Linked DNA regions of Homo sapiens: region 2 is linked to region 1. Evidence: read pairs that join two places in POLR2A ChIA-PET (ENCODE). Cell type or tissue: endothelial cell of umbilical vein. All regions are shown on one strand.

Region 1 (2,500 bases):
CAGAAACAAGGAAAGTCTGAGAAATTGTCACAGGCAAGGATTAGCCTAAGGAGACATGACAACTTAATATAATGTCGAATCTTAGATGGAATAATTGGCCACAAAAAGACATAAGATCAACCTAGACAAATCTGAATCAATGATGAACTTTAGTGAATAATAATGTACCGATATTGTTTCACTGTTACACGTGTACCATATAATGTATTATGTTAATCATAGGGGAAACTGGGCACAGGGTTATTCTCTGTACCATCTGCTCAATTTTTCTGTGAATTGAAACATGTTCTTAAAAATTAAGTCTATTACCTGGAGGAGATATCTATATCTCTATATATCATATAGAGATATAGATAGATATCTATAGATATCTATAGAGGTATAGATAGATACGTATATCATATAGAGATGTTATATATATATATATATATATATATATATATATATATATATATACAGCTGGAGGATATATATATATAATTTTCAATACCAGAAACCTCCAAAAAGTGACCCAGATCTCTCCTGAAATCTGGGAGATCCTGCTTCTCACTCATTTTCCTAGAATAGAGTCAGAGAAATGGGGCACCTCATTTATTCTTTTAGTTTACTAATTTACTCCATTTCTGTATGCCACCATCTGCATAACCATCAGGAGAATACTAGAGAGGCACCAAAGGCCAAATGTTGTTGTTGGGGTAGATGGCTCAAGCCACTTCGTGGACCCCCATATTCAAAATTTCTCTGTGGAAACCCACTAAGGAAACAGTGCTCTCAAAGATCTTGTCATCAGTTTATATGGGGCATGCAGAACTTAGAGATTCATTCATGAAGTTGGGGGAGCCCCAAGAGATTCCAAGAGTGTCTGCTATTTCATTGCACAACTCCAATAGAACTGTGGATCTCATCAGAGTTATGAGTCTCGGTGTCTACAGAGGAGAAGCTCCTATCAGACCCCTTAACCCTATGAGTTTGTCTGCATTATCTGAGTACAACCCAATTCTCTAAATTCTGAAAGCATCTATCTTCATCTTTCGGCTTACCAGTTCTACAGTTGAGAAAGGTCCAGAGAGGAAAGCAATTTGCAAACACCACTTAGCAAATTGGTGGCAGAGCTGATTCCCATCACCAGTTCACCCCGAATCATTTATTTTGTTGCAGTATCCACTTTGGTAAACTGAGGCCTGTTATTGTATTGATGTACATTATGACTTCAAAGATGCTTTTTTAATTTCTAACCAATTGTCAGTTATCAATGGCTTTTACTTCTAATGCTGCACTTGAGTTTTAAGTGTCTCTTCTCTTCTTCCCTTCATGTTTTCTGACATCTATTGGCCTCTCTGCCAAGTAGTTATAAGATCTTTGAACTAACACTTATATTCACTGTGAAAGCCAACATTTAAATAACTCTTGGTGAAGTGCAGTGAGACTAGGTCCTACTGTGTTGATTAGTATGACTTTTTCAGATATATTGGCCACATATACCAAGAATCATAAATATAAGCAGACCCTTTGACCCAGAGATTCCACTTCTAGGAATCTATCTTTAATGCATAATTCAACATACAGGAAAAATCAGTGAATGAGTATATGCATCCTAGCGCTGTATTCTAACAACAAAAAATTTGAACAACCTACATGTCCTATCATGACTAGGCTGGAAGAAAGAATGTTGGATGAAGAATGATTAAGTAAATTACAATACAACTAATTTCGAAAAATTAGAATTGAAAGATACTTATGGTAATATGTAAAGTGGAAAGAAGTAGAATATGTATATAGAGATATATGCATATTATATATCTATATAATATTTGTATACAGTATATTCACAGCAATTTTTAAAAATATATTCTTTGTAGAAAATAGACTGGATGTAAATAATAGTACACAATTGACAAAAATATTTACAGTAGCTCTCTTACAGTAGTAGGATTATGAACGCTTTTCTCGGCTTTATTCTTTTTTTATCTTCCAAAATGCTTAATATCTATTATCTATCTATCGATCTGTCTATCTATCTATCTATCTATCTATCTATCCCACAAACACACACTCAAGAAATAAAAAGCCGTAATTGAAGCCTTTTAAATGCAAACAATTAGTCCCGTTATTCACAGGTTTGAATATCTGACTTAAAGTTGAAGCCACCTACATGTTTAGGGACTACAGCAAAAGTCGAAAGTATCCACACACGCTTGGAGAAGACCTTTCACTTTAGGAGACATTTGTCTCCATGCCAACAAAATGTCACTCTTTCTGAACACATTGACCATAATGAGATGCAGTAGACTCTGTAGGTCTTGCACCCTTTATCATACTGTGATTATCTTGTTTTTTGGTGTTTCATGGCATTTGCAAATGTTAAAGGTTTTCCTGGTTATTATATGAGGCCACTCATGAGCTCTCCTTGTAGATAGAACTTTTTGGGGTCTATAAGTGACTTTTTAACATTTTTATAATGTTTGGTCAGTGAATGCTGAGGAAAAAAATTTCAAGTGAA
Region 2 (2,500 bases), 710 kb after region 1:
CTTGTCTATACTTGTCCTTGCACTGATGTTCCTACTCTGAGTCTAGCACTATGTGCAGACTTCCCTTCTTATGGTATGTTGTGGTGAGCAGAATAATAGCCCTCAAAGTTGTCCACGTCTTAATCTCTGGAACATGTGAATATGTTAGGGTACATGCCACAGGGAAATTAATGATGCACATGGAACTAAGGTTGTTAATCAGCTAACCTAAGATAATGAAATTATCCTGGAGTATAAGGATGGGCCCAACGCTATTACAAGTGTGATAGCAAATGGAAGAAGAGGACAGAGGAGGTCTTTGAAGTGATGTGATGTGAGAAAAACTTAACGTGTCTTTGCTGGCTTTGAAGATGGAGGAAGGGGCCACAAGCCAAAGAATGAGGAGTAGCTTTGAGAAGCTGGAAAAGACAAAGAAGTGGATTCTCTGGAGAGACTCCAGAAAGGAATGCTGCCCTGCCAACACCTTGATTTTAGTGCATTGATATGCATAACTGATTTCTGATTTATAGAACAGTAAGATAAATATATTTCTGTTCTTCTAAACAACCAAGCTTGTGGTACTTTGTTGTAGTAACAACAGAAAACGAATACACACAATATCATGTTAAAATGATCTGTTTATATGTTTTTCTCCTTTCTAGGCAATGAATTCCTCAAGGGTAACAATGCTATCTTTGAAAAATCATTTTAGTCCATTTCCATATGAAAAGAATACGAAATGTCCTGTCAAACACCAGAGGTGGTATTTACTCAGTGTGTATGCACCATATGCCTGGCACTGCCCTGGGTATTTTGCTTTGAAAATTTTATTTCCTGTCTGTTTAACCCTACTAAATCTTAACTTTCTTATCTGTAATGTGAGTCTATGGACTAGATCAGGTTTGGCAAACTTTTCTGTAAATCTGGTAACTAAATATTTTAGGTTTTATAGGCCATATGGTATTTGTCACAACTATTCATTTCTGCCACTGGAATGCAAAAGCAGCCATAGACAATAAGTAAATGAATGACCTTGGCTATGTTCCAAAAGAACTTTATCTACAAAAACAGGAGGTGGTCTGGATTTGGCCATTTGGCTGTTGCTTGTTGACCTGTAGACTAGCGGACCTCTTTATTCTGTTCTAATTCCTGTCTAATATGATTATTCTGTCAGTTTATAACATTGTGCCGTGTCAGTTAAGCCAAGGAAGTGCCAGTAAGACCTGAAGAAGGAACTCAAGTGATTGGATGGGTCTGTTTATAAGAAGAAGCATAATATTGGAGACTCAAGTGCCAGGAAGGGGACTGTCACCATGTCCTTGGCAAATGGACCTGGGACAAATTCTCTTTAGGATGAGACATAAGGAGATCCTTGAATGCCAAAGCTGAGCTCGCTGAACTTGAAACTCAGTGAACTGGAACTACTGCTGGAGGAATAAAAGGGAGCAATAAATCCTTTGCACTCCAGAATGAAAGACCTTCTGAGGCAGCTGGCCAAATGAAGCAGGAGGAGGGAACAAGTTCCTCACTCAGCTAAATTATGTCTTTGGGCTGGCCGACCTGGTCTGCTAAAATAACAAGGTGGCTGAACTTCTGCTCAGAACACGTCACCAAATTTTGCAATTTGGGACTGTCTTCTATCCCATGACTTCCTAATCTGAGGAAGTGAAGAAAGCAGAGTGAATGAAACCCAAGGATTGACTTTTTTATGGAGGGCCTCCTTAGAGACAAAAGTTGATTTTTCAAGAGAACCCTTTATATTGTGAACTCTGTATTCTAATTCAAAAACCGTTAAGTTCTTGGATGAAGAACATCCAATAGATTTTGGAGGTCTTGTAAACTTTGCTATTGATCTGGGACTTAACCTTTGCAGATGTGGGACTGTGTGTTTATACATCAAAGTGGGTAAAGAAGAGCCCATCCAGAGCTAGGCAGACGGAATTGGGATATGTTTGTTTGTCTGATTGCCCGGTTGTGGTGGTTGTGGTGGTGGCGGTTGTTTTGACTTGGTTACATCATCGCATTTTTGAGGACAAAACTACCCTCTTTGATTGGTATGTTACAATAGCTTGTTTATGTCTTGCAAATTGTTCGAGAACAGTTTGTCCATTAAAGAAAAAAGTGACCTAGTAATACTCCCCTACCCAGGGGAATGTCGGGTTAATCAGTTGCACAAGGGCTTGATATGCCAAGTCAGTACTACCCCGAGGCTCCGTATGCAGTTCCTTTCCAAGATTTTTAAACATTCTGGGGAGAACACAATATTTGTTTATTTGGCTTCTAGGACTTTGTTTTGTTATCGTTTTAGTTACGGTCTTATGCTTTTCTCTCACTCCCTGTCTTTCTTTTACCCCTAACTCTTTGGAGCCCTGGTGTGCTAAGAGCCATGTTAACAGTAAAGCATCTATTCAATAAACACTTAACTATATTTTATATTTGAGCTTCTAAATGTTTGTGAAGAATGTGTTTCTGGGCAAGTCACATAAAGAATAATCTCACAGTAAAAATAACTTATATTTAT

Evidence for each region. Peaks named below come from ENCODE experiments on the same cell type or tissue, not always from the same donor. Only the 100,000 strongest peaks of a DNase experiment are listed, where the experiment ranks them.
Region 2: POLR2A ChIA-PET joins it to region 1 with 9 read pairs; 3 of 35 experiments call an interaction of 5 or more read pairs at or near these places.

The regions. Positions count from the first base shown.
Region 1 is chr3:187,753,911-187,756,410 of GRCh38, forward strand. No RefSeq gene overlaps it. Among named protein-coding and RNA genes, the nearest start is that of BCL6, 9.7 kb to the left of the region's middle. In endothelial cell of umbilical vein, no CTCF peak of the experiment used is centred here; no DNase peak of the experiment used is centred here.
Region 2 is chr3:188,467,390-188,469,889 of GRCh38, forward strand. The region is part of intron 4 of LPP (LIM domain containing preferred translocation partner in lipoma); the gene reads left to right. Among named protein-coding and RNA genes, the nearest start is that of LPP-AS1, 100 kb to the right of the region's middle. In endothelial cell of umbilical vein, no CTCF peak of the experiment used is centred here; a DNase peak (open chromatin) is centred at 1,062; H3K27ac peaks cover 319 bases.